Linked DNA regions of Homo sapiens: region 2 is linked to region 1. Evidence: chromatin loops called from intact Hi-C (ENCODE). Cell type or tissue: CD4-positive, alpha-beta T cell. All regions are shown on one strand. Each heading gives the region's core, and the rest is flanking DNA. Links, peaks and the distances in the headings are about the cores only.

What was found. Hi-C counts contacts between places; a loop is a spot of excess contacts. Peaks named below come from ENCODE experiments on the same cell type or tissue, not always from the same donor. Only the 100,000 strongest peaks of a DNase experiment are listed, where the experiment ranks them.
Region 2: a loop joins it to region 1, with 8 times the contacts of the local background. A loop is called at or near these places in 54 of 110 quality-filtered maps.

What each region holds. Positions count from the first base shown.
Region 1 is chr12:9,700,820-9,715,724 of GRCh38, forward strand. It overlaps LINC02390 (long intergenic non-protein coding RNA 2390), which reads left to right and starts at 2,565. Exons shown (of 2, transcript XR_931347.3): 1 at 2,565-3,338; 2 at 8,053-10,099. It also overlaps a transcript of CLECL1 not described here. RefSeq lists enhancers at 1,353-1,402, 9,897-9,986, 12,401-12,570, 12,581-12,630, 12,681-12,730 and a silencer at 6,730-6,829. In CD4-positive, alpha-beta T cell, for the core only: CTCF peaks have their summits at 7,525 (motif pointing left) and 7,730; DNase peaks (open chromatin) are centred at 5,492, 6,729 and 7,552; H3K4me3 peaks cover 628 bases; H3K27ac peaks cover 1,245 bases.
Region 2 is chr12:9,323,945-9,339,399 of GRCh38, forward strand. It overlaps LOC105369649 (a long non-coding RNA gene), which reads right to left. Exons shown (of 3, transcript XR_007063205.1): 3 at 10,908-10,992. Among named protein-coding and RNA genes, the nearest start is that of LINC02367, 36 kb to the right of the region's middle. In CD4-positive, alpha-beta T cell, for the core only: CTCF peaks have their summits at 7,388 (motif pointing right) and 7,588; a DNase peak (open chromatin) is centred at 7,397.

The DNA of each region.
Region 1 (14,905 bases), core at 4,118-12,117:
CCAAAAATGTCTAATGAAGCTATAGCATCACTACAATTTGGAATAGACACTTAATCCAGAATTGAAGAGATATAGATAAAAATGAACTGAGTGCAATGCCAAGAGATAGGATAAATATGGCCCCCTCCAAAAAAAGATCCTAAGTCCATGACAGTGGTGCTAGAGATTTCTCACAAAACTCCAAGGAGTAAAACAAGAAACTATAAAGACAGATGGAGAACCACATGTTATGGTACATCATATAAACAACGAAGAGATGGTAGTCAATTGTGTAAGAATCTCGAAGTTGTTGGGTTCAAATAAAGAGAATTATGAAATGAAATAAGTATCCAATTAACACAGGAAATAATATGAACAATGGGGTTAGGAGAACAGAGATCAATGTAAGAGATGTTTCCAAAAGTAATGATGTTGTCATGGAAGTTGGCAGATGATCAAATTATCAGGTATGTAAAACTGATCATGAAGGTGTTCCAAGGAAATTACTCTAATTGTTTCATCAATATTGAACCCAAAATTAAATCAACCCAAACATAGAAAAGGAAAAAAAAAAAGGCAAAAGGCACAGTGTAATGATGCTCTCTTTACTCCTTTGGAAGGGATTGATAAAATTGCAACTACTTCTTGTATAAAGAATCATCCATTTTATAGATGACTACAAATTCAATCCTAAACCTTCAAATACAATGAAAAGAAAGTATGTACTGAGAGCTGGAATGACTACTCACCTAGGCCAAAGTCTCACCTAGGAATGAAGCATCAGGCACACAGTGCACTGAGCATGGCTGAAGGTGCATTGACTAATCTTCTAAAACCTACTCCAGAATGAGAGAGACTGGTACAACTCCATTTGTGCTAAATTTGGAGATATAAACAATATTTTGGAGTTAAAACCTAGAAGTTTTCAAATCTACATAAAAAATCAATTTCTTTTTTTTCTTGCAAAAGCAGAAAAGATGAGAGGACATTGGCACCTGCCAAGAGTGTTGATGAAATGGGGTACTTCCCTGGCCTCTTTGCAGGAGTTGCAAAGGGGTTGGCTTGTTTACTCAGCCCACAGCTCTCAACCCCTCATGGGAGGGGAAACTCACAGGTGAGTGGGTGTAGGGATCAGGATGAGGGCTTCTGTGTGCCAGCAGGAGTAGAACTCTGTGCTGCCCCATGGCAACATCTAGGGGAGTTCCCATGACCCCTCAAGCCCCAGAGGGTGAGTGTTACAGTGTGCTCTTTTAGCTTTTCTATCCACAGATGACAAGTATTTAACAGCTCAGTGGAGGGTCAGGGTGACAGCCTTTTGGACCTGCCTTCTTGGTACCTCAGTTCTTGTTTAGCGTCCAGGAAGAATCAGGTCATGCAAACAAATTGAAGGGTAGTGAATGTGGAGGATTTTATTGAGGGATGGAAGTGGCTCTCAGCGGGATAGGGAGCTGGAAAGTGGATGGAATGGGAAGGTGGTATTCCCCTGGAGTTCAGACAAACTCTTCTCCGAGGTCCCACCATCAAGCTGTCCCTCTGAGCTCAAACTGCTTCTCTCTGACATCCGGCTGCTTCTTCTTTTCTTTCTTTCTCTGTCACTCTGCTATTCCGCTGCTCTGCTGCTCTGCCACTCTGGTGATGGGGCCTGTGGTTTTTATGGGTAGAGGATGGGGTGTGGGGTGGGCCAAAAAGCAACATGTGAGTGGGAAAGCAGGAAATGCATGTTCTCATTTTGGTCTGTGATCCCAGGCTTGAGGATGTGTGGCTCTTGCTTGGGACAGCCCTCTTCTGCCCAGTATTTCCCTGCTTCCCACCCATATCACCAACACTGCTCCTAACCCTACTCAAAAGGTACATTAAAATATAGAGGTGGAAAGTTATATGCTGCTTCTCTCAGAGCAAACCCTTTCTCTCTTATGTAAAATAACTAACTTTCCTCCACAGCATAATTTAAAAAGAAAACTAATGATGACATTAGTCAGAAATCTGTAGACATCTCTACTCCTCTAGTAACTCTGAAAACTGGGTCTGCTAATGAGTTGGTAGCATTAAATCTGAAGACTGAAAGTTTTCTATTCTGTTCCTTCTCTTTTTACCCTTACTTTAGTGGAACAGTAAATTTCAGTAAAATCAGTGAAGGTGTATCTGCCAAGGTTCCAATCAACACAGAGGAAGAGAAGACTTGTTCTATAACTAAACTAGTAGACAACCCAGAAAAATTATCTCTACTTATAATAAACAGAAATCCTAATTACTGCATCCAACTACCTGACCATCATTCATTTTTAAGAGACAGAATTTTTAACGTTCCAAAGTTCTCACCCAAAAGAGATCTGACAGTTTCTGACTGCAATCCATTCTGGAGAAGTTGCTACTAAATTGAATAGAGTAAAGTTATTGTTCCTTTAAATACAATATCTATGAATGGACAATCAAGATTTATGTCCCTTAAGGCATAAGACAGCTGTTAAATGTTGTTCCTCCATTGTACTAATCAACTTCATACTACTGGAGGATATTTGTAAAAAATATTTATATATACACACATACACACACACTCTTAAAATAATTTGTGCTAGGTTATTTATTTATTTATTTATTTATTTATTTATTTATTGAGACAAGGTCTCACTCTGTTGCTCAGGCTGGAGTGCAGTGGCATGATCATAGCTCACTGCAGCCTCAGCTTCCCAAACTCTGGCGATCCTCTCACATCAGCCTCCCAAGCAGCTGGGACCACAGGCATGTGCCATTATACCTGACTAATTTTTGAATTTTTTGTAGAGACAGAGTTACACCGTGTTGCCAAGGCTGGTCTCAAAATTTTGGGGTCAAACAATCTACCTGCCTTGGTCTTTCAAAGTGCTTGGATTATAGTTGTGAGCCACTGAGCTCAGCCTGTCCTAGGTCTTTTAATGTCAAAAGAACACTTGCCCGCATATATATATATATGTATACATATTTGTCATTTCTTTGTCTTAAAACTGGAATATCCTGCTTTAAAACTTTAAGACAAAGTGTAAATGATTTTCTTTTTTTAATGAGAAATAGTCACCTTTTGTCAATTTTATTTGCTGATTTTATTGACTTGCGTATTCTACAGTGGAGACCTCAACATATTCTATGTATTGTGTTTTAGTAGCAAGGTGAACATATGTATGATATTTTCCACCTTAATGTTACTCTTTAATTGAATACATTTATAAGTTACATTAAAGCTTATTTTATGTTGAAAGAAGGAGCTAGAAAACTAGTGATGTTAAACAATGTGTTAACATTTATTTTCAATGATGAATCATTTAGTTTACAAGACATATCTTGTATTTTCTTTAGGTAATTGCCAAATCAGAGTCAAATTTATGGTAAGTTCATAGTACTTTAATATTTTATTAATATGAAATACTTGATTTTTACATCTTTAGAATTTTAATTGCACAAGGAGAACTTCCAATAAATATTTTCTGTATATAATTATGACACTTTCTTCACAAATATTACATATTCTATGCTCCAAGGCCTTGAACAATTTCTTGTGAAAATGTTGCTGCATTGTCACAGTTATTTCACAATTTTCATATAGAGAGGAATAGGGATTAAGTTATGTTCATTTGCTTTTTTTAACTTTTAAGTTCAGAGATACATGTGCAGGATTTGTAGATTTGTTACATAGGTAAACACATGTCATGGAGATTTATTGTACAGATTATTTTATCACTCAAGTATTATGCCTAGTATCCATTATTTTTTAAATTCTCTCCCTCCTTTCACCCTCTGCTGTTTGGTAGGCCCCCGTTTTTGTTATTTCCCTCTAGGTATCTATGTGTTCTCATCATTTAGCTCTCACTTACAAGTGAGAACATGTGGTATTTGATTTTCCATTCCTGTGATAGTTTGGTAAGAATAATGGCATCTAGTTCCATATATGTCTCTGCAAAGGACATGATCTTGTTCCTTTTTATGGCTGCATAGTATTCCATGGTGTATATGTACCACATTTTCTTTATCCAGTCTATCGTTGATGGGCATTTAGGTTGATTTTGTGTCTTTGCTATTGTGAATAGTGCTGCAATGAACATATGTGTGCGTGTGTAGTTATTATAGAACAATTTATATTGCTTTGGGTATACGCCCAGTAATTGGATTGCTGGGTCGAATAGTAGTGCTGTCTCTAGGTCTTTGAGAAATTGCCATACTGTCTTCCACAATGGTTGACCTAATTTACACTCCCACCAACAACGTAAAAGCATTCCTTTTTCAACACAACCTTGCCAACATCTATTATTTTTTGACTTTTTAATAATAGCCATCTGACTGGTGTGGGATGGTGTCTCATTGTGGTTTTGATCTGCATTTCTCTAATGATCAGTGATATTGAGCTTTTTTTCATATAATTGTTGGCCACATGTATGTCTTCTTTTGAGAAATGTCTTTTCATGTCCTTTGCTTACTTTTTAATGAGGTCTTTTTTTTTTGTAAATTTGTTTAAGTTCCTTATAAGTGCTGGATATTAGATCATTATCAGATGCATGAATTACAAAAATTTTATCCCATTCTGTAGGTTGTTTACTCTGTTGATAGTTTCTCTTGCTGTGCAGAAGATCTTTAGTTTAATTAGATCCCATTTGTCAATCTTTCCTTTTCTTACAATTGCTTTTGGCATCTTCGTCATGAAATATTTGCCTGTGTCTATATCCTGAATGTTATTGCTTAGGTTTTCTTCTATGGTTTTTATAGTTTTGGGTTTTACACTAAAGTCTTTAATCCATCTTGAGTTGATTTTTGTATATGATATAAGGAAGGGTCCCAGTTTCAATTTTCTGCATATGGCTAGCCAGTTCTCCCAGCACTATTTACAGGGGAATCCTTTCCCATTGCTCATTTTTGTCAGGTTTGTCAAAGATCAGATGGTTGTAGGTGTGTGGTCTTATTTCTGAATTCTCTAATCTGTTCCATTGGTCTATGTGTCTGTTGTTGCACTGGTACCATGCTGTTTTGGTTACTGTAGCCTTGTAGTATAGTTTGAAATTGGGTAGTGTGATGCCTCTGGCTTTGCTGTTTTTGCTTAATATTATTCAGGCTATTCAGGCTCTTTTTTATTCCATATAAATTTTATTCCATATAAATTTTAAAATAGGTATTTTTCTATTGAATCTGTAAGTTGCATTGGGAAGTACGGCCATTTTCAAGATCTTGATTCTTCCTATGCATAAGCATGGAATGTTTTTCCATTTGTTTGTGTCTTCTCTGATTTCTTTGAGCAGTGGTTTGTACTTCTCCTTGAGGAAGCCCTTCACTTTTCTTGTTAGCTGTATTCCTAGGTATTTTGTTCTCTTTGTAGCAATTGTGATTTGGCTCTCTGCTTGCCTGTTGCTGGTGTGTAGGAATGCTAGTGATTTTTGCAAATTGATTTTGTAACCTGAGACTTTGCTGAAGTTGCTTCTCAGCTTAAGAAGCTTTTGGGCTGAGATGATGGGACTTTCCAAATATAGAATCATGTCATCTGCAAACAAAGACAATTTTACTTCCTCTCTTCCTCTTTGAATATGCTTTATTTCTTTCCCTTGCCTGATTGCCCAGGCCAAAACTTCTAATACTATGTTGAAAAGGTGTAGTGAGAGAGGTTATCCTTGTCTTGTGTCAGTCTTCAAGGGGAATTCTTTGAGCTTTTGCCCATTTAATATGATATTGACTGTAGATTTGTCATATATGACTCATTATTTTGATGCCTGTTCCTTAAACACCAGGTAGATTGAGAGTTTTTAACATGAAGGGATATTGAATTTTATTGAAAGCCTTTTCTGCATTTACTGAGATAAGCATGTGGTTTTTGTCTTTAGTTTTATTTATCTGATGAATTACATTTATTGGTTGGTGTATGTTGAACCAACCTTGCATCCCAAAGATGAAGCCGACTTGATCGTGGTGAATAAGCTTTTCAATGTGCTGCTGGATTCAGTTTGTCAGTATTTTGTTGAGAATTTTTGCATATGATCATCAAGGATATTGGCCTGAAGTTGTCTTTTTGTTTGTATTTCTGCCAGGTTTTGGTATCAGGATGGTGCTGCCCTCATAGAATGAGTTAGGGAGAAGTCACTTCTTTCAAGTTTCTGAAATAGTTTCAGTAGGAATGGTACCAGCTTTTCTTTATACATCTGGTTGAATTCAGCTGTGAATCCATCTGGTCCTGGGCTTTTCTGGGGAGGTTGGTAGGCTATTTATTACTGGCTCAATTTCAGAACTCATGGTTGGTCTTTCAGGGATTCAATTTCTCCCCTGGTTCCGTCTTGGGAAGGTGTATTTGTCCAGAAATTTATCCATTTCTTCTAGATTTTCTAATTTATGTGCATAGATGTATTTTATGTTCATTTGAAAAAGCTGAAGGGTTAATTGGAGTACCAGAAATTTTAGTTTTAATTCTAGTAAAATGACTAAATAAAATTACGATGTAGGCATGCAGTAGATACCAGTTTAAAGTTCTGGCAAATCTCACCAATCTAAAAATTATGAAGGATAAAGATTATAAAAGTTTTATACAAAATTAGAAGTATTAGCATCTAAAATTACATAGTAATTTTATCATTTTATTAGAATTAAAGCCAAGATTTCTTAAATGTTTACACATACATTTGATATGGGAGTGCTGGGAAGGGAAGAACATGGTCCCTTTAAATGATATGCAGTGGGGGAAGGGAAGTGCTAGGTAGATGAGGGTGTGGTCTCTGGCTAGGGCTCCACTTCTGCCCTACTGCCATGAGGTTGGAGCTCCCCAGCCTGCCTGTCTGTGTATGCTCCCCTAGAGATTTGAGCAGTGGGGCACTGAAGAAGCAAGCCACACCCCCATCACATGCCCTGCAAGGGGGCAAGGGAACTTTTCCCATTTCAAATGGGGGCTTTTCCAGGATCTCAGAAGTTGAGTATGAGCAAATACAAAACTATGGGGTCTGCTTTTCTTCCAAAACCCTGCCACTTCTCTTTCTGTGGGTAAGATGCTCTGTTTTCTCTTTGTCTCTTTTCTCTCTCACATGGTTCAAAATGGCTATCTCTTTCTTTATAGTGTTAAGAGTTTTGTTACAGGCTGCAGCAATTTTACTAAGTAAAATGAGCATTTGGCTCAGTCAACAAAGATGCAAGTCAGACCAATTGTTCCTGGAGGTGCCATGTATGCCTCCATGTCGACAGCCACAGGTACACATGGCTCAGGGCACCTCCCGTTACCCTTTTTCCTCCCACTTCGGGTGCCTGGGTGTGCCCACAGCAGGCAAAGGCCAAGTTCAGCAGCCACGAGGAGGGTGGGAGGAAGCTGGGGCAGTAACCAGGACTGTACAAGGTGCTTCTTACCTGCCGTGCCAATGGAACATTCCCTCCCCTGGCCAAGGAATTAAATCTGGTCTGAACTGGGGGAAGAATGGGAAAGTTATAAGGATTAGGAGGGCCCACTTGCACTAAGCAAGTGGTTCTTCCCTCAGAATCTCTCCCATTTTTGCCCCTTAAGCTATTTTTCTGTTTTTTAAGTGAGAGGGCTCCCCATTCTAACACTGTTTCTGATAGGGAAGTTAACGGTGAAACGACCCCTGCTGGCTGAGAACTGCAAATTCAGCAGGGCATACTTGAGACTCTCTAAATGGACACAAACAGCTTCTGAAACGCCTTTTCAGTCCCAAACTTGATTCCAAGCTTCAGGCTGAGGTCCTAAAAAGGAAAACCAGGTCTGAGGGATCCAAAGCCAGGCAACGGGCACAATATAAATGGGCAGCCAATTTCTGCCAATTGAAACCTCCACCCCATGGAAGGAGGCCTTGCTTCGTGACATAAACAGGCCCAGGGAACTCAAAGTTTGCCAACAGCAGGGAGAAAAGAAGGCATAGATAAGGGCAGTTAACTCCTATTCTCCGGATTTTCTCTACTTCATGGGTACCTACCGCATTGGTACCTATGTCACTTGCCAAGGTCAAGGTCACTGGGTCTCAGGGACAAAAGGTGGAAAGTGAAGGGGGACACTGGCTTTCTCTCTCCATCACACCCTGAGTATTTGCTGAAAGAAGAGAATGATGGACACCTCTGTTCCCTGTCTTTCAGAATGGGCAACCAGTTCTCTTCACCACTTCCAGCTTATACTCCTCTGGAGTGTATCCTGAACCATTGGGACGGCTTTGACCCTCAGAATCTGGAGGAAAAACACCTCATAGCCCTACGCACAAAGGGTTGGCCAAATTATGATTTACAGGAAGGACTGAGTTGGCCTCAGGAAGGAACCATTCATTTCAATACCACTTGGCAGTTGGAACTTTTCTGCAGACATGAGGACAGATGGTCTGAGGCCACATATATGCAGGCTTTCTATATCTTGCAAGGCAATCGAGACCTTGGCTAACAATGTAAGATAGATCTAGCCCTCCTGTTTGCCATCTTAGGGAAGGCTGCAAGGGGCAAGCCTAGAGAATTAAAGATATGAGTCCCAGAGGCACCCCCAACAGGGGAGCCAGCTCCCTCAAGCCCTGCTCCTCCAGGTCTATCCCAACCTCCCTATCCAGCTTCAGCCTCTCACTTGCCCCCTCCTAGAAATCCTCACTCTAAACAAGCCCCAGTCTCACTCCTGCCCCTCCAACAGATGCCCAGTGAATTTGGGCCCAGTAAGGTCCAGGTCTCCTTCTCCCTACAGGACTTAAAGCAAATTAAGGAGGATATTGACAGGTTTTCAGATGACCCTTATAGATAGAGGCTCTCCAGAATTTCACCCAAATATTTGAACTCTCTTGAAAAGACATTATGTTACTTTTGAATCAGACCCTGATGGACACTGAGAAACAGTCCACTCTGCAAGCAGCAGAGAGATTTAGGAATGAGCTTTGTATCACATATAGCGTCAGGGAAGGGGACGAATATTCTCCAACTGGAAGAGAAGCAGTACCAGTGAATGACCCTAAATGGCATCCCAATGATGAGATGGAAGACTGGAGAAGCACACACTTTCAGGTGTGCATAGTGGAAGGCTAGTATAAATTTATTACTCAGGCAGCTCCTGATATCAGGAGGAAGTTGCAGAAACGATCCCTGGGATCAGCTAGTACATTAGAGGACCTCCTGAAAGTGGCTACCTTGGTCTTTTATAATACAGACAGGGAGGCCCAGGAAGAGAGAGGAAATACGCAAAAGAGCAAAAGCTTTAATGGCCACCATGCAACCCCACAAACCCTAGAATTCCCAGGGTACACCTGTTAGTTGCTAAAGATATTTCAAGAACAGTTATCTCTCTGGTAAAGTTTATTTGCTCCTGTGCAAGGTTTCATTTCTTTCAACAGAGTGAAACAACTTGGGGTACAATGTTATTGTTAGTATATTTTCTTCTTATGTCTGTAATATTTGGCACTAAATTCTTTCCTTTAATAATACACATGTTTAACCCATGCATACTTAACCTTATAAAACTTGTTTTTTCTCTCATGCCTGGAAGCCATCAAACTCCAAATGTTCAGGCAACCAGAGCCTCAGATGATGGCTCCGCTTTGCTAGGAACCCCCAGGTAGACCTCTCGGAAGCATCCGACAGCAGTTTACCCCAAAAGAATGCCCCCTGTCAGTGGGAAGCAGCTAAGACCAGTCATTGTCCATATTCTCATGGCAGTTAGATACACCTCTTCAGAGAGGGGAAATAATATGGGAGTGCTAGGAAGGGAAGAACATGGCTGGCTAGGGCTCCATACCCTGGCTAGTCCTGGCTAGGGCTCCACACTCACGGACCTAACTGAGAACAGGTATTTCCCGCCCAAATGTTGCATTTCCCAAGACCACCCTGGCCTGCCATGCCCCCATCCTGTGCCTGCAAAAACCTGAGACCCTAGCAAGGCAGATACAGAAGCAACTGGACATCAAGAGGAGCACATCAGCGGAGGAACACACAGGGAGAGGAACACATAGGTGGCTGGACATTGAGAGGAACACACTGACAGGCACCAGCATGCTGGTAGGCCACTGACTGACAGAACAATGCAGAGTTTGGCTGGGGCAGCTGGAGGACAGTCTGGGCCACTGAGCAGCCTGACTTCAGGGGAAAACCATCTCCCTTCTGACTCTCCCATCTGCTGGTAGCTATTTCCACTCAATAAAACCTTGCACTCATTCTCCAAGCCCATATGTGATCTGATTCTTCCAGTACACCAAGGCAAGAACCTCAGGATACAGAAAGTCCACTGTCCTTGTGATAAGGCAGGGGTCTAATTGAGTTGACTAACACAAGGCACCTAGAGCGGCTAAACTAGAAGAGCAAAACTAAAAGAGCACACTGTAACACATGCCTACTGGGGCTTCAGCTGCAAACATTCACCCCTAGACATTGCTGTGGGATCTGAACCCCACAGCCTGCCCGCCTGTAAGCTCCCCTAGAGGTTTGAGCAGGGAGGCACTGAAGAAGCCAGCCACACCCCCATCTCACACCCTGCAAGGGGATAAGGGAACTTTTCCCATTTCACATTCAAGCCAGAACTGTTAAGAGAAACAATGGGTAATTTTCTGGCTTATACTTATTCTGGGTTCCAGAGAAGGTTGGTGTTCTGTTTCTACCTTCAGAATTGCATTGGCTACTTAATCTAAAAGCTTTGGTCAAACAAGCTGATTGTGGAGTTAACTGCTCTTCATTAAAGCTACTTAGAGCTTTTCCACTTCATATTATTAAGCTTCTGTGAAAATTTTGCTTTTGCCTGGTTTCAGAGAGTAAGTTATTTAAAAAAAAAAAAAAATCTCTTCTTAGTTTTCACCGTACTCAACTATCAGTAGAATTTCACATACTTGATTGCTTCCTCCCTGATATTCTTTCTTTAAAAGAAACCCTCTCCCCACCCCAGATTATTATTATTTTTTTTTTTTGCAGTGGTCCTTCTCAGCTTTCTTTTGTGGTTCCTTTTCCTTTTTCCACCCCCTAAAGTTTGGAATACCCCAGTCCTTGTACCTCTTCTTATCTGTGCTTACTTCCTAGGCAATGTCTTCTGGTCTCATCTATGGGCTGCTTACAATCACATTTATTTCTCTAGACCTAGCCTCTCCCCTGACTTCCAGCCTAAAGTATCTAACTGGATTCCTGACATTCCTACAATGATAGTTAATAGGCACTTTACACTTAACATGACTCAAGCTGAAAGCCTAGTCTTTACTTCATGCAAGCTTCTCCCTCAGTATTATCATTATCGAATACATCTTACTAGTTGATTTTCATTTCATATTACCTATCCAATACATCTAGATAAATTTAGAGTATATCCAGATATTCTCTACCTTTTGAGGCCAGTTTAAGACCAGCTTGGGCAACATAGCAAGACCCTATAGCTTACTTTTAAGGTAAAGATATATCTACCTTAAAAATAGCTGCCAACCCAAACTAAGCCATTTTCATTTCTCACCTGATTATTGTGATAGGCTCTTGACCAGTGTCCTTGTACTTGTCTCCTCATCCCCATAGTCTATTCTGCACACATTATTTAGAATGAATTTATAAAAATGTAAGTCTAACGATGTAAGTCTTTATGGCAAATTTTCAACTACCTATCTCACTCAGTAAAACGTGAAGGTTTCCCTGTGGTTCACAAGTTACTATATGATGAGGCTCCCATGTACTCCTCCAAACTCACATCTTCCTATAGTTCTTTTTAGTGCCTGTTGCACCATAATACTGTTCTGCTTTAGCCAAGCATGAACAATGCAATCTACAAATGAAATCTTTTTATTTCTTTCTTTACAATCCGTATGCCTTTTATTTATTTTTCATGTTTTATTGCACTAAATAAAACTTCTATTGTGATATTCAATAAAAGTGGCAAGAGTGGCCACCTTGCCTTTTTTCTAATCTTAGGGAGAAAGCATTCAAATCTTTCCCCATTAAATATGAGGTTATCTGTAGTTTATTACAGATAGTCTTTAACAAATTAAGGTAATTTCTCTTTTATTCCTAGGCTTCCAAGAGTTTTAATCATAAATGTTTGCTGAATTTTGCCAACTTCTTTTTTTAATCGATTGATAGAATTACATAAAGCTTTTTTATGTAAGTACAACTATTAATAAAACCCAGAATCAGAAGACTAAAAAGGACCCTGCCATCTATTGAAATGTTTAGACAAATTAATAACTATATGAGAAACAAAAACTATATTGTAGCAGGATGAGCCGCAGACAAAACCTCTCAGACACCAAGTTGGAGAAGGAAGGACTTTATTCATCTGGGAGCATCGGCAAGCTACTGCCTCAAAATCTGAGCTCCCCGAATGCACAATTTCTGTTCCTTTTAAGGGCTCACAACACTAAAGATTTCACATGAAAGGGTCGTGATTGATTTGAGCAAGCAGGTGGTACATGATAGGGACTGCATGCACCGGTGGTCAGAGAGAAACAGAACAGGGCAGGGAGTTTCACAATGTTCTTCTATACAATGTCTGGAATCTATGAATAACATCGGTTTCTAAGTTATGAGTTGATTTTTAACTAATTTTCAACTACCTATCTCACTCAGTAAAACGTGAAGGTTTCCCTGTGGTTCACAAGTTACTATATGATGAGGCTCCCATGTACTCCTCCAAACTCACATCTTCCTATAGTTCTTTTTAGTGCCTGTTGCACCATAATACTGTTCTGCTTTAGCCAAGCATGAACAATGCAATCTACAAATGAAATCTGGTTTAGGCCAGGCAGGCCCAGGCCTGGTTTCGGGCCTGGTGCTGGGCTGCCTGTCTTTGGTTTTACTTTCTTGTTGTTTTTTTCTTAAAACAGGTACTGAGTATAAAACAATATAAAACAATATGAGAGGGTCTCTCTCTTCCCTCATTTCCCCCATTTGAGACTCTCACTTTTTATTAGGGGAAGTTCTCACTCTTATTTTTGCTACTTATGTCTTTTTGTGCAATAGATCGATAGTGATTTATATAGTATGCTTGTGCTGAAGCATTTTGGTGAACTAAGGTAGCGACAAAGTTTTTTACCATTTGGAGAAATACAGGTGTCAGACAAGGGAGCAGTAAGCAAGTTCCTATTACTATTATTACTCTTATTGGAAGAGTTTTAAATCTTCTTATTGCTGGGAACCAATTTCCAAACATGGCTCTTGGATTGAGTCCGTGCCACACTTGCACGGGTACATGTGCCAGTTTTGTTATATCTTTAACTATGTCTTTAACTACTTGCCTTTGATTATCTATGTGTAGACAGTAATTAGTAAGGTTAAATTTCTTATAGACCTCTCTTTTAGCTGCTAGCAAGTAGTCGAGAGCCAATCTATTTGATAGATAGCATTTCTTCATAAGAGTCTCTTGCCAGGCAAAAACAGTCAAAGCTCAACTGGTTTTATTAGTAATAATTTCTAAAACAGCTTGTAACTGTATGATTCGGTTGAGCATGTAGATGGGGGTTTGATATCTTCATGAGCCATCTTGTGCATAAGTGGTGGGTCCATAGTATTGTATGATTTTTTCAGGAGGCCATTCATTATCTTTCTAATCACCTATGGCTATGCTTCTTTTTTCACGGGAAGCACAGACTGGGAAGCCCAGAAGTTCACCTGTTTTTATGGGCAGTAAGAAGAAAGATGGCTTAATGGTGCCAATTACACAGCTACCTGTCCACTGATCAGGCAGCTTAGCATAAGCTCTGTGTCCACATATCCAGTATAACCCAGTGGGGGCCATCCAGTCCTGGTGGAATTCTGGGTGGGCCTAAACAGCCTGCAGCTTTGGAAATTTACTGAATGGATTTCTTTCTGTGTAATTGGAACTCCACCATGTAACTGTTTTTGTGGTATCATTATACAGCTTTTGCCTAAGACAACTAAGCTGCCTTACAGGATGAGTGAATCCTTTTCCTTCTCTAGCTATACAATACTGTCTAATAATTGAGACTTTTAGAACTTAAAAATTGTCAGGGTGGTTCTTTTGGGCTGGAAATTCATCAGGAACTGGGTCTGTAGGAACTAATTCTCGGGCTACTTATGGCCATTGATCTCTTATTACAGTTTTTCTACAAACATAACATGAAGTGACATTTAGAGACTGGGCTACATGCTTGGCTAACTGCAAAAACAAATTTCCGGTTTTTCCTGGAGTCTCTGGTACTGGCACATTTAGTTTATCATAGAAAGTCTGAAATACTGGTTCTGGAGAGCATCTTTGAACCTCTCCTTCTATTAGGATATTTACACTAGGATCTAGTCCTTTTCTATCAATGTCTAATGTTACATATTTTCCTTTATTCTACTTTGGGTCTGAGGGATTTGTGATTATCAATTCTAAAGGGCTGCAGCTCCTCCTCATGCAGGAGGGGCTGACTTTTCCTTTTTTGGAGCCAAACAGGATCTTTTTTATCTTCTTTCTAAGTAGCCTAAATGAATGACACAAGACCAGTATTGACACATCTCACATAAATATGATTCTTGACAGATGTACTTATTTTCTGCTGCGTAACTTTTTTTCTAATCTAGAGAACCGCATCTTAACCTATGCTGTTTACTATTAATAGCAGCACAGGCATCAAATTTTAAGGTTACATTTTTGGGGACCCCTTTTCTTCTGTTCTAGCTATTACTTTACTTGCGTCACTTAGAGAACGACTAGTTCTTAGTCTTACTTCAAGGACTGTGATCATGGGAGGTTCAAAGGGGTCATAGCACACATCGGGCTGGTCACTTCCTGGATTACATACTTTGTACTGGGTGTTACTATACAAAGTTTCTCTTTGGAGTCCCTAGGCATTCATAATAGCTATAAAATAAAAAGATTGTCTTAACTTGTCCTACCTCAGTGACCTGATGTATGCACTGAAGGCAGCCCTCTGTGTGGGAAGAAGTATTGGAAGCTTTTACCACACAGGTCTAGCTCTCATTCACAAATTTTTGGGTTTTTCCTCCTCTACCTCCAGCATCCACTCTCCCAGCTGACACTCCAGAGGTCCAGTTGCCATCC
Region 2 (15,455 bases), core at 3,882-11,881, 380 kb before region 1:
AAGCGGCTGGATGATGTCTTGTACCTGTTGGAGAGACTGCAGGTACTGTAATAAATTAGCTTGTGAGATTTCTGCTAAATGGGTATCCCTTAGCTTAGGCAAGATAGGCGGAGCCCTCCTATACATGATTTCAAAAGGTGAAAACCTAGCCCGGTAAGGAGTGCATCTCACTCTAAGAGGGGCTAAAGGAAGGAGTCTCACCTAATTTTCACCGGTCTCTAAGATCAATTTTGTAAGAGTATTTTTTAGGGTGTGGTTCATGCGTTCTACCTGCCCAGAGCTCTGGGATCGAGAGGCACAATGGAGCTTCCATTGAATGTTTAGTGCCTTACTGACTGACTGAGCTATGGACGAGGTGAAGGCCGGTCCATTATCAGACCCTATGGCAGCAGGCAGCCCATGTCGAGGGATGATTTCATTGAGTGAAAACCTAACTACCGTGGTGGCAGTCTGGCAGTCTCGTTCTTGGTGGCAAATGCCTCAGTCTATCCAGAAAAGGTGTCTAGTAGTACCAGAAGGTATTTGTACTCTGCCTGGTGTGGTTTTATTTCTGTAAAGCCAATTTCCTACCTTCTCCTGGCGAGCCTCCCCGGAGGCGGTGGCCTGAGCTGGGTTTAGGACCTTGCTTGGCGTTCACCTGGGCACAAGCTGCTTGGTTCGCTAAGTCCTGAAGGTGGGGGATCTTGAAACGGCTCCTTAGAAGCTGGGCCAGGTTTCCTCCTTCTAAATGGGTGGTAGAATGCAGACGACTGATTAAAGTTTCCCCGAGAGCTTGGGGTATGAAGATTCCGGAATCAGGAAGAATCCACCAATCTTCCTGATTTTTACTGGCCTGAAGATCCAAAGCCTATTTTTCCTCCTCTGGGGAGTATTCTGGGTGATCTGGTAAGTCAGGTTGCGGAAAGGACACTGCAGGCAGCAGAGTCAGAGGCGTGACTGGGAGTTGAGCTGCCTCCCAGGCTGCAGAGTCTGCTCTTTGGTTACCACAGGCAATGGCCATGTCTTCTTTTTGATGTCATTTGCAGTGAATTACAGCCAGCTGTTGAGGGAGCCAAACAGCTTCAAGCAGGGCCAAAATTTCTTCTTTGTTCTTGATAGCCTTTCCTGCTGAGATGAGTAGCCCATGCTCTTGGTAGATGGCTCCATGTACATGCACAGTAGCAAAAGCATACCTGCTGTCAGTGTGAATTTTAATACGTTCGTCGTTACCCTATCGGAGGGCCTGAGAGAGGGCAATCAACTCAGCCCTCTGTGCCGAGGTACCTGCTGGCAGTGCTTGGGCCCACAGTATATTCGTCTCCGTAGTGATGGCAGCACCAGCCTTTCGAACTCCCTGCTCAAGGAAGCTGCTACTGTCTGTAAACACAGTGGCATCCGCCTCCTTTAAAGGCACGTCTTGGAGATCAGGTCGGCCAGTTTCCGTAGTCTCTAACAGTTCTTGGCAGTCATGGACAGGTGTGGTAAGGTCTGGGTCAGGGAGCAAGGTAGCTGGATTTAAGCATCTTGTGGGAGAGAAAGTTAAATGAGGCTGATCTAACAGTAAACTGTGATACTGCAGGATGCGGGCATTTGACATCCATTTGCCAGAGGCACTTCATAGTAAAGTGTCTACAGCATGAGGACCTGTAAGGGTTAAATTTTGGCCCAGAGTCAGTTTATCAGCTTCCTGGACCAGGCTCGCTGTTGCTGCTACTGCTCACAGACAACTTGGCTACTTGGTGGAGGCCACAGGGTCTAGCCTCTTAAGACAAGTAGGCTACCGGACGTCACCATGGCCCTCCACTGTGGCGGTCACCGTGGGCTGCTGGGGGCCAAGAGAGAAGGAGCCCCGGTCTCGTCAGTCATCAGACTCCTCCGCTGCGGGGAGGGTGAGGACTTAATTTTTCTTTTCTGGTTTTTCCTCTGGCTTTAATGGGCATTCTTTTTTCCAGTGTCTAGTCTGCTTGCAATAAGCATGTTGGTTTTTCTCCAGGGGAGCCTGCTCGCCTTTCTTGCCTTTCTGGCGGGGACCTGGGGTTCCCTGGCCATTCCTCTGTGATGGGGGCCTTTCCTTCTTGGCTTCCTGGATGGCCGCCACTAAGATTTTCGCATGTCTTTTGGATGCCTTATCGGCGGCCTTTTCAGTTGCCTGAGCTGCCCGTTTTCGCTTTTCAAACTCTCGATTGTCAAAAACTTTCTGGGCTATCTCTAGAAGTTGGCTAATGTTCATTCCAGCAAATCCTTCCAGTTTTTGTAATTTTCTTTTAATATCAGGGCCTGCCTGAGCCACAAATGCCAAATTAATAGCACAGCTATTCTCGGGAGCCGCCGGGTCAAAAGGGGTGTAACTCCGGTAGGCCTCCTGGAGGCGTTCCAAAAACGCCCCCGGTGGCTCATCAGGTCCCTGGACAACTTCAAATGTCTTAGACAAATTTATGGGTTTTCGAGCAGCTCCTTTGATACCCGCAAGGAGATACTGGTGAAAATCATCTAAAGCTCTCTTCCTGCCTGAGGAGTTTGGATCCTAATTAGGCCGGGTAGAGGGAAAACCTCCTCTAGGAGGTTATGAGCTTCCTCCTCTGGTCTACCGTCTGATGTAAGGAAATATTTTCTGGCCTCTCTTCGGGTACGTTCCTTCTCTTCAGAGGTGGAAAGGGTTAAAAGGAGCTGTTGACAGTCCTCCCAGGTGGGCCGGTGAGTCCGGAGCATGGACTCCATCAGTGAGGTCAAGACCTGGGGCATTTCAGAAAAGGGGGGGTTATGAGTCTTCCAGTTGTACAGGTCAGAAGTAGAGAAGCGGACATAAACTAAGAATGGGCCTGAGTGCTTATCGCCCGGAGGGACTTGTGCCTCCTCAGCGGGAGGAGGGGGGCTACCTCCTCCTGCCGTGGCCGCGATCAGGAGGCAATAGGTGGAGAGCCCACAGGGGAGGTAGTGCAGGAGACAAGAGAACATTCTGAGGGAGCAGGAGGGTTATAAGGCGGTGGAACTGGGTGAAGGAAACTTTCCTCTTCCTCACAAGGAGGCAATACAGGAGGAGCCGAGCCGGCTGAGGGTCGAGGCGAAAGTGAGGTCTGGCTCAAAAGGACCTTGGAGGTAGAATTATGAATGGCGCATGAGCGGAGCCGTGGAGGAGGGCTCCGGACCAAACTCAGCCATTGATCAATGTAGGGAAACTGATCGGGGTGACCGGGAGTTCCAGCAACAACCCGCCACACAGTCTGAACAATTGCGAGGTTCAGTGACCCTTCTGGGGGCGGGGGTGCACCTGACTCTAAACTTTGGCCATTCTACTCCACAGAGTGTCCAGAGTTTGCCTTTTTTAAGGCGGAGCCTATAATCCTCTGAGAAGCCTAGAGAGAAATTTTGTAACATACATTGGAGAGGGCTCCAAGCTTTATGAGGCCAGGAAGAAGAGTTTCCTATTCTGGAGGCAGTTTAACAAGGTTTGAGCAGAGATATTAAACTTAGCATGGACAGAGAAATTCATGACCTAGGGGGGCTGTAGTATCAGAAGAACAGAAATAACATAACCAGAAGGAGTGGCAAAACAGCTATAACCAACACTTCCTGCCGCATAAGGTTTGTCTTCTTAAGCTTTGAGACTTAGGGAGAGGACACGTGGCAGGTCTGAGGCCCGTGGGACCTATGTGACTTCCCTCTCCCCTTTGACTTATAACCTAAATATCTTTGGTGTCTCCACGACTCAAAGGCAAAGAGTTCAGACTTGGCCCTTTCTTTTAAGGGTTTGAGGAGGGAGAGAAGAGCCAAGTCTTGGAGGCGCTGGACTTGCTGCGACACAGGAAAACGAGATGTGCAGGGCAAGGGATGGCGATGAGGAGGAAAGGGGCCACTTGGATCTTTCCTAAGGTAGGAGAGTAGTCACAGAGGATAAGAGTCCAGCTGGAGTGAAGCAGTACGGGGGTAGTCCTTCTATTTTAGGGTTGCCAGATAAAATACAGTATGCAAAATCAATGTGCATTGGAGAAAATAATTTATTATTAGAGAATACGTAATTTCTTTAGCATAAATATGTCTTGTGCCATTCTTAGTTTGGGACATACTTATGCTAAAAAATTATTTGTTCTTTATCTGGAATTCAGAATTAACTAGGCATTTTATATTTTTATTTGCTAACTCTGGCTACCTTATTCTCTTCTTAATATTCTTCAACTCTCCTAGCTTTGCCCTCCTTCCCTGCCCCCTCTTCTAGGGGAGTCGGATCGAGTTGTAAGGAGAACATGCCCTCCCCTCCTCTTCCCTTCCCTTCCCTCCCCTTCCCTTCCCTTCCTTCCTTTTCCCAGTTTCTATATACTGTATTAGTCACTAATCTAAGTGTTCTAGGTACAACAAACAAAACCACATCAAAATAATCCACAGCTCCCCACTGCTCTCAGAGGCCTACATGCTGGTGGGAGAGATGGCAATTAAACAAGATTAGTAAGTAGGGTAGAGAATATTAGAGAGGAAGATGTCCTGAGAAGAAGAAATAAATCAGGAAGAGGATATGAAGTGCTGGGGAGTGTTGAAATTTTAGATGGGGTGGGGCTTGACAAAGCCTCCCTGAGAAGGTGTCTTCCGAGGAAAGGCTTGCAAGGAAGGGAGGGTAGGTGTTTGGGGGAAGAGCATCTAGACAAAAAAAGACAAGTACAGTGCAAGGTTCTGGAGGCAGGCGCGCACTTGGCTGCTGTGTTTGAAAATGAGGGCGGTGCGGCTGCAGGGGAGAGGACGGGGGGTGGACAAGAACTATGGGGTGGCCAGGTCCTATGGGGCTGTGGGAAGGACCTTGAACTTTACTCTGAGGAGCATGGGAGCCATCGCAGAGTATTGAGCAGAAGAGTGGCATGACCTGGCTGGATTCTTTCATAGAGTCCTTCTGGCTGTGATATTACTCTCTATTAGACAGGCAAGCTCCTTGAGGGCAGGCATTGTGTCCTATTGACCTTTATTATAAGGACATAGCACATCTAGCCTGTAGAAGACTTCAATATGTTTTTTCAAATGAATGAAGAACGACTGAATGAATGCATGAATGAATGCTGTCTCCCGACAGCCAGATCCTGGCTCCTAAGGACTCCGGGAGTCTTCTCACTGTCGAAGGAAAACTCTGGTAGAGGATGCTGCCAGCAGCCAAGTCCCTGGGGCTCTTAGCTGCTGCTGTGGCAGCAACACACATCCAAACCCGTTTTCCTTCTTGCCACATAGCAGGCTGCTTAATGGATCACTGTCACCTGGAGGGAGAATTTCAGGGGAGACCCTGCCCTGGGCTATCTTCTGATTGATGATGTCATCGAGCGTTATTAACAAAATTATAGACAAAGGTGGGAGGAATGGAGGATTTATTAATGGATGGCCTCAAAATTTACAACTATAGATTGTATTTATCGGTTCAAGCCAAGAGGCCCTGTCTACATTTCACCTTGACAACATCTTTGGGTTGAACCTCATGCTTCTCCTTCCTTTACCACAGGTCATCATCTGTCTTCTCCATAGTTCATAGAACAAAAAACAACATGAAGTCCCGCAAGAGCTAGTATTTCTTGTGAGGATTTAATCCTCTGAATAACTATGAAATGGGAAGCATAATTAACTCCTTTTACAGATAATGAAACTGGAGCTTGGAGAGTTAGTACCGTGGCCAAGATCTCTGAGATAGGAAGTGGTGATACCCAGGACAGGAATCTAGATGCTACGATGCCAGAGTCTTGAACCAACCCCTATGCCTGCTGGCCTTGGGATTAACCAGAAAAATGAAAGTCCAGATCCAATTGCTTGAATTTGTTTTTTTAAAAAAACTTTTATTGTAGGCTCAGGGGTGGATGTGCAGGTTTATTTTATAGGTAAACTCATGTCACAGGGGTTTGATGTACAGACTATTTCATTACCCAGGTACTAAGCCTAGGACCAAATAGTTATTTTTTCTGCTCCTTTCCCTCCTCCCACCCTCCACCCTTTGCTAGGCCTCATTGTCTGTTGATCCCCTCTTCATGTCCATGTGTTCTCATCATTTAGCTCCCACTTATGAGAACATGCAGGATTTGGTTTTCTGTTCCTGTCTTAGTTTGCTAAGGATAATGGCCTCCAGCTCCACCCACGTTCCTGCAAAGCACATGATCTCATTCTTTTTCTATGGCTGCATAGTATTTCATGGTGTATTTGCACCACATTTTCTTTATCCAGTCTTCCATTTATGGGCATTTAGGTTGATTCTGTGAATTTGTGTGTTGAAGCATAGCATAGCATAGCATTTCGTATGCCTAAAAATATGGAAATAATAAGTGCGTGGCTCAATGAATTGTCCAAAGCAAGTGCACCCAGTAACCAGTACCCATAAGAAACAGAACATCGTCAGCCCTCTAGGAGTTCCCTCATGTTGTCATCTCAGGCCACTGCGCTGGAGAAGAGTCTCCAGTGATAACAAATATTCTCACTTCTGAAGTGAGAATTTTAATATTTTAATTTTAATATTAGTTTAAAATTTTATTAAATGAAATGGTACAGAATAAACTCTGTCAGGATAATTTATTATATTTGAAAGTCTCACGTGTATTTCTAAAGGCAGCTATAGTTCACTTTCAGTTCTGTATAGCTTTTATTATATGCGTCTATATATGCAATATCATATTTTAGGACTTTTGTATATATATATTTCATGTATTCTTTTTATTATTGATGTACATGCGAGTTGTTTCCAGTTTGGAAAAGTGCTAAATAATGATGTATTGTAGAAAAGAGAAAAATAGTCTAAGGAGAAACTAAATTAACTCACAGCTCCGCTATTGAGAATTTACCTCCCTTAACTGTCATAGTTCTGGCCATTTGTGGACGTTCTTTTGCGTGGTGAACAGATGCAGGCATTTCTAACGGATCTATACCTGAGTCAAATTGTGGGGCCATAGAATGTATATGTCCGTCTTTAGAAAATATTATCAAAGGGCTTTTGAGGGTGTTTGTAGCAGTTTACACACACAGCGGCATATGAGAGTCCCAGTCGCTCAGCCCCCTCAGCAACACTCGATGTTGTTTTTCAAATAAAATGTTATCCATTGCATAGTGGTATCACATTGTGGTTTTAATCTGCATCTCCCTGATGACGGAGAATGTGCAGCACCTTTCTCTACACCTGTTGGCTGTCTGGCCACTCTTTGGGAAATGTCCGGATTGTTTACCCATTCTCCCCAGTGTGTCGCCTTTCTTCTTAATTGATGGGAGTTAGTCCCACATCCTACATGTCAGGCTCTTGTCACAAAAATGGTAAATGTTTCTTCACACTCTGTTCTTGCCTTTTTATTTTGTTGAAGGCATCTTTTGATGAAGTTCTTAGTTTTAATAAAGTCCAAATGCATGTGCCTGTTCTCTGTGATGCTCCTGCCTGGGGCTGCAGTGCTAGTACTGGTCACCAGGGGGCAGCAGCCTCCCATGTCCCTGGTGCCCACGGAGCTTTGCTGGAGCAGGTGGAGCTCCGGGATAGCCTCCTGAGAAAGGCACCTCCTGTTAGTATCAATGATCCCCACATTATGAGGACAACGGAAGCAGGAAGGGGTTTAATCACTTTCTCCCCGTGCTGACTTATTCACTCAGCGACTCTGCCCTGAGCACTCACCTTGTGCCAGGTGGCCTGGTGGGCTCAGCATTGGTGCTGAAAATGGCAAAGGAGTCCCTCTCCACCCCAGGAGCCCAGTCTTAGGAGACCTGCACAGAACCACTAAAGCAAGTCCACATGAAAGAAAAGAGCAGGTGCTGTGATAAAAATACGGTAGGATGACGGGAGGGAGGGCCGGGGAGTCACTGTGTGGGGAGAATCCAAATGCCTCACTGAGGTGACATTTATGCCATGGCCAGAATGACAATGGGGGACCAACGCTGCCCAAGTCAGGGACAGCGGTGTCAGAAAGAAGCCACCCTGGGGCACAGCCTCACAGGTGGACCTGAGTTTGGCAGAGGAGGTTAGAAAGGGGACAGTGTGGCTGCAGGGAGGCTGGGGGGAGAGGAGCAGAGGGAGGGAGGAGTCGGGGGAAATGAGGGTAGAGATCTGCTTGTCTTTGACAACATTGTGCCTCCAAACTTCGCAACTTTAAGCAACAAATACTTAATATCTGACAATTTGTGTCCAGCAGAATCTGGGCACAGCTTAGCTGGATGCCTCTGCCTCACTGCCTCTCCTGAGGCTGGGACTGTGGTCTCAACTGAAACTGGACTGGGGAAGGATTAACTTCCAAGCTCACTCATGTGGGTATTGGCAGGACTCAGTGTGGACTGAGGGCGTAAATTCCTCCCCGTCTCTTGGCCTGGGCACTCCCTTGGCCTCTGCCATGTAAGCCTGTACATAGAGCACCTCATAACAGCAGAACTCGCTTCCCCAGTTTAAGGAATGCAATGGAGACTGAGAGAGACAGAGAGAGAGAGAGAGAGAGAGAGAGAGAAACAAGAGACTGAGAGATTGGGGGAGGAAAAACAGAAGAGAGTGAACAGCAGAAAAATGGCAGCTTTGGGGATAATAAAAGCATAACAGTTGCAATAGACTGAATATCTCCCCCCTCCAAAATTCATATGGCAAAATCCTAACCCCCAATGTAATGATATTAGGAGGTGGGAGGTAATGAGGTCCTGAGGGTGGAATTCTCATGATTGGGATTACTAGCTTTATAAAATAAACCTCAAAGAGCCAGGCAGGCCATTGATGCCAGGCACTCTCTTTGCAGAGCTCCATGCAGGAGATGGGTTCAACAACACCATCTCCTTGAACGAAGGGCAGGTGCAACATGCCATCAACCACGGCCAGTGCTGGGCTAGGGTGAGAGCAGGCACAGAGGGGTCTCCACAGACAGAGACTCAAGAAGTCCAGGGTGGCCCATGACTCAGACGCACAAATGGGGACTCCCTGGGCTCTGTCCTTCGGCTTTCCCACTTGAGTGACCCACAGTCCCCTCCCAAAGGAATCTGGCCTCCATTAGTACCCAGTGGCAACTTGTTTAGGTGGAAAGTCCCTGCTCATCTACTTTTAGGAAGATCAGAGGAAGTGCTTTTGTGTTGTTTTCACTTTACACAACGCTATGATTATCTTTGCATGTTGCTGCTGTTTTTATTGTTTTAACAACCTACCCCAGGTGTCTCCTGTAGCAGACAGCTCCACTGTCCTGCCAGACTGCCTCCAAACCTTACAAGCTGTCAGTCTTACTGGGGAGGTTCTTTTTTACAAAGGGTGGGGGTGTCACACAAAAAGAGCCTTCAGCTGCTCTATGCATCTGTCTGCAATATGTCACCTCAGAGACCTCACCCCCATAGCACCATCGGAGAGGAGCTGTGTCCTCATATGTCTTCATAACTTTCAATAAGGGAGGCCTCTCAATGCTGCCGGAGCCTCACATGATAAAATTCTATTTCGACATCAGCTATCTTGTAGCGGTATCTGATGCTTTTCAGAATAGGCCATGACAGTTTGTTAGCACTTCCATGATACAGTGCCACAGACTGAAGGGCTTTAACAACAGAAATGCAGTTTCTCACAATTCTGAAGGCTTGAAATTGGACATGGAGCTGTGGGCTGCATTGGTTTCTCTGAGGCCTCTCTGCATGGCTAGTTGATGGTCTCCAGCTCTCTCTGGGTCACAGGGCCTTCCCTGGTGCTTCACTGTGTCCTTACTGCCTCTCTTATAAGGACTTTAGTCATATTGCATTAGGGCCCGCCCTAATGAACGTAATCTGTGTCACCTCTTTATGGACCACATGTCCAAATACAGTTCCATTCTGAGGCACTGGTGTTAGACATGAACATGAACTTTGAAGAGTAGACAAAATTCATCCTGTAACATATACTAATGCCTTGCAGAAGACAGACTCCCAGGAAAGGAGTTACTTGGTGAGGAATATGCATACATGACATTTTCATGGCTTAGTCAGATGACTTTCCAAAAGGGCTGTTGTGGATACATTGCCACCAGCAGTCCTGAATGTAGCTGCTTCCCAGCATCCAGCCACCCCTGGGTGTCAAGTCTTCTAATATTTTGTCAATCCGGTGTCTGCGTGACAAATAAAATTCCATTGATCCTTTCATTTCCAGCTTCCCTGCTGATATGTGTGTGTCACCTTTCGGCTGTATAGTCCCCACTTGGATTTTCTCCTCCCTGAGTCATCGCTCAGATCCGTGGCACTGTGATGGGCTCTTTCTCCCACCCAATGAGTCTCCTGGCATTGGGCCCTTTGCCGGGTCTGCAATTGCGGTAGCTGTTTCTCAAGACTGCCTTTATGTTAAACAAAGAAGCAGTTATTGGCTTTAAGTCCAAAGGGTTCTTCTAGTTTTTTGCTGTGTCACTGTCTCTAAAACAGAGGAGGAAACAAGGCCTCCCCAGGTCCTTTTCCTCCGTGTCAGCGCAGACCAAGCCTCGGGGAGTTGAGAGGGAAAGTCACACAGTAGTTCCCGTGAGCAGTTTTGGAGCTGCCTTCTTACATCCAAAAGCCTGTGTTTGCTCATTTCTAAAATGAGGGTGTGTTTTTGAGGATTTGCTGGGATAATGCTCTTTATACAGTCTATGAATACAAGTCCCTGCGTGCTAGAAGAGAGGCCCCAGGCACGCTCAGTTATCTAGGAAGGTTCTGGTTGGTGTTCATTCACTAAACACACATATGTTAAGCATTTACTTTGTGCAGGCACTTTTATAGATGACTAGCATATTTTAACAAACAAAGCAGATGCCAACCCCTGGGCCTCAACTCCATTCTATCCAGGGAGTCAGATCCTCACTGGAGACATCGAAAGCAAGGCACGCCCACAGAGTGGGAGATGCAATGCCCTCCTGGCCTCCTCTAGGTATAAACACTTCCTCCCAGATTCTGAGCAGGATGACAGATCCCAGGACCAACTCTAAAGTGGGTGGACTCTGGGTCCAGAAGAAGGACTTCCTGGGACCCCAAAAGGATGAGGGGATTATACGGCCTGTGGCTGGGGAGAGACTGACGGAACTCTGGATCTCATACACCTCATAATTCCTCCAAGATGGCTGAGGTCTGGGGCTTCTGCAAGAGGAAAGAAGTCAAGGTGAGCTGAAGATGGGGCCTCACGTCCTTGTCAAAGGAGAGGGGAGTTGGAGTCAGAGCCGGCCCCCAAAAGACCCATGCCCAGCACAGTCACTTCCCAGCTCTGCTTGTCCTCCTCCTTCCCACATCCACCTTTCCCAACCCCAGCACCAGGGGGCCCAGACCTGAAGCAGTGACGAGCCACCTGCTCACACGCCTGCCTGGAGCCACAGTCCTGGTGCCCAGGTACACGAAGCTGTGTGCCCTGGGCCTACAGGAGGAGAATGTCAGTGGGTAGCTGAGATCCACAATTGTCTGTAAAGTCCTGCTCTATGACCAGGTCTGTCCCTGCCAGGACAGCACAAAGGGCTTGGACTGGGATGGGGCTGTCCTCTAGACAGGCAGCAGCACACAGGTGCTGTGGATGAGCCGTGCTGGAGGAAAGACCAGGCCTCTGACTCTGATGCCCACTTCCTGCCCCCAGCACCTTCTCTTTCATTTTGGCCACTTGGCCAGATCAATACTCTGTAGATTTCTCTCAGCCCCCAAGCTTTCCATCCTTCAAGCCTAAGGTGACCTACATGTAGGTCAAGTGGCCTGGATCAAAGCTGCCGCAGCATCTGCACATTTTTCTTGCCTGGATGAAGCCTCTGGAGCCCATCAGATAGAGGGAGAGGTAGAGGCAGATAGTGAGGTGGCTGCAGTCTGGAAGATTTTCTGAGGTGTGGGATTTTGGGGCTGGAATTCCCCTAAATTCAGTGAGTTCACTTTGGTGTTTGGAAAGACCAGTGCAAAGTGATCGATGATGGTAATCCTATCTCTTTTCCCAGCTCTGATCCATATCCAGAAGTAGGAGCATTTCCAGTGCTAGCTGTTGAGTTAGTGTCAGCATGGGATGAGAACCTTCCAGTTACAGTGCTGCAGTTAGAGCCACCTCCAGAGCCTTCTTGCCCTTGTCCTGGGACTGTGAGAATCAGTCCAGCAAGGAGATACCTGACATCATAGCATCTGCTGCAACCTCTCGCCTCAGCCCTGCAGCAGGAGGCTGAAGAGAAGCAGCAATTGGTGAGGCCCCTGTCCCCAAGCCCCGTGCTCCTCCAGATCCTGAACATAGGAGTTGTCACGGAGATGGAGAGCAGAGCATGCGACCCCAGCTCCTGGGCCTCTCTGAAAGGCTTCCCAGGGGACAGGCTTGACCCCGTGTGTCTGGGAACTGCCCCTTTTTCTCATACTTGGTGCAGGCTTTGCCTTGTTCATGGCAGGCTTCCTGACAGGAGGTGAAGGAGCAGGCAGGGTGGGACTCCAGCAGCTCCTCCTGCTCCCAGAGGCCACCTCTTTCTTCAGGGACTGAGGTCTGATTTCAGCTGAGCATCTGGGCTAGGGTCCTTAACGGGGGACCCCCCCCACAGTATTTCAATGTAAGTTCTTTCTATTTTCATAAGTGTCAGCTGGCTGAGAAATAAAGAGAGAGAGAAAGAGTAAAAAGAGAGGAATTTTACAGCTGGGCTGCTGGGGGTGACATCACGTATCGGTAGGACCATGATGCCCACCTGAGCCTCAAAGTCAGCAAGTTTTATTAAGGATTTCAGAAGGGGAGGGGCTGCAAGAACAGGGAGTAGGTACAAAGATCACGTGCTTCAAAGGGCAAAAAACAGAACTACTGATAAGGGTCCAACAAAGATCACAAGGCAAAGGGCAAAAGCAGAATTACTGATAAGGGTCTATGTTCAGTGGTGCACATATTGTCTTGATAAACATCTTAAACAACAGAAAACAGGGTTCGAGAGCAGAGAACCAGTCTGACCTCAAATTTACCAGGGCAGGGTTTTTCCCCACCCTAATAAGCCTGAGGGTACTTACAGGAGACCAGGGCGTATCTCAGTCCTTATCTCAACTGCATAGGACAGACATTCTCAGAACGGCCATTTATAGACCTCCCCCCAGGAATGAATTCCTTTCCCAGAGTATTAATATCAATATTCCTTGCTAGGAAAAGAATTTAGCAATATCTTCCCTACTTGCACGTCCATTTATAGGCTCTCTGCAAGAAGAAAAATATGGCTGTTTTTGCCCAACCCTGCAGGCAGTCAGACCTTATGGTTGTCTTCCCTTGTTCCCTAAAATTGCTGTTATTCTGTTCTTTTTCAAGGTGCACTGATTTCATATTGTTCAAACACACATGTTTTACAATCAATTTGTACAGTTAATACAATTGTCATAGTGGTCCTGAGGTGACGTACATCCTTCAGCTTATGAAGATAACACGATTAAGAGATTAAAGTAAGACAGGCATAAGAAATTATAAGAGTATTATTTGGGAACTGATAAATGTCCATGAAATCTTCACAATTTATGTTCCTCTGCCACAGCTCCAGCCGGTCCCTCTGTTCGGGGTCCCTGACTTCCTGCAACAGGTCCTCCAATATGCTGCCCAAAACAGGCTCTTTCTGGCTGTCAGGAGGGCGGAGGTATCTGGAGGGGGTGCAGCCTCCATAGGGTACAGGTCCCAAAGCCTCCAAGACTAGCAGCTGTGCCCTGGGGTCTCCATGCCTCCATCCTGCCCAAACACTTATTCATATTGATAAGATTTCAAATTTATATAATAACTTTCAAATAAAGAATTTGACTTTTTAATGAAAATTTCCATGTCTTCTTTACCCCTCTATATTGTCAGATAGCATTGCTGAGGCTATCCTGAAAATACCTCAGAGTTTCATCTTTTTGCTGTGGTTGTTTGTGTGATTAAATTACAATCATTATTGTAAATCTTTCAGGTATGGCTTTTAGAGGTCTTTGACCTATATTTGGCATTTTTTGACTCTTAGATTTATTGTGGAAGGAAGGCTCATATGGATTCATTTCTGAGTCAGATCTTACCACCTTTTGGCATCAAGAATTTAGCATCAGAGTTTCCAGAAATTATGTATGCCACTTGATATGTCAGATGTCTTAGCTAGTCTGGGCTACTAAAGCAGCATACCAAAGACTGGGTGGCTTATAAATAAGAGAAATGTATTTTTCACAGTTCTAGAGATGGTGAAGTTCAAGATCAAGTCTTCAGCAGATTCAGTGTCTGGTGAGGGCTGGCTTCCTGGTTCATGGACAGCCATCTTTTTACTGTGTTCTCACATAGCAGAAGGGATGAGGGAGCCCTCTGGAGACTTTTCTGTAGGGGCACTAATCCCATTCATGAGGTCTCTGGTTTCATAATCTAATCACCTCCTCCCAAGGTCTCACCTCCAAAGACCATCATATAAGGGACTGGATTTCAACATAAGAATTTGAGGGGGACAAAAGCATTTGGTCCATAGCATCAGGTAACTCTTGAGTCATGTGCACTCAAAATAATTCTGTAATCTTCTGTGAATATTCACTGGTCTCCTCTTGGTTAAAAAAAATTTTTTTTAATTGTAGGTCTTGATTCAGCTAGGTCCAAAGTTTAACTTCTACAGTTGCCTGCACAACTTGTCCACAGGACAAAAGGAACTTTAGAAGCAACTGGGCATTTGGAGTTTTAGGAAAGTTGTTGGGAGGATTTGGGGTCTGGACAAGGAGAAGTAGAGGGAGGAGAGGACAAAGGTAAAGCAGGAAAGAGATCAGAATGGAAAAGGGGAGGAAGGACCCCTGTATATAAGTGTCAGCTGGAGGACAAGGAAGGGGAGGGTTTCCTAAGAAGATGAGTTTAGTTTGTTGTTGCTTCAGTTTGCTGAGTTGCCCATTATGTTTGGTCAGATAAGTATTTTTTGGGACAATATTTTTTAAATTTTTTGGAGACAGGGCCTCACTCTGTCATGCAGGCTAGAGTGCAGTGGCACCATCATAGCTCACTGCAGCCTCCAACTCCTGGGTTCAAATGATCCTCCCACCTCAGCCTACTGATTAGCTAAGACTACAGATACATACAACTATGCTTTGCTAATTTATATATATATATATATATATATATATATATATATATATATATATTTTTTTTTTTTTTTTTTTTGGTAAGGACTGGATCTTCCTATGTTGTCCAGGCTGGACTAAAACTGACTTGAAGCGATTTTTGTGCCTTAGCTTCCCAAAATGCTGGCTGTCCAGGTATGAGCCACTGTACCTGGACTAATGAGAAGATTTTTTATTCCAAATGTCATTTGGAATCCTCTGCGTACCAACCAACAACTACTACTCACTGGGCCTGAGAAATCTTATTTCCTTTCTTGTTAAGGCACCTCTCAATTGAGGAATTTTGTTTAAATCAAATATACCCCAGAGTGGCCACGGGAGGCCAAATCTTGATCTAGTGATGCCGTTTAGAAAGATGGGCACGGGAATGAGCATTGAGAGGAAAGTACACACAAGGAGCAGGAGTTTTTCCTAGAAGTGCAAAGGACTTGGGCTTAGCCAGCCCCAGGGGAGCAGGGGCTGGATGCTTATGCACCTCGTGCCTGACAGCTGCTCACCTCTGAATGAAGACACAAACA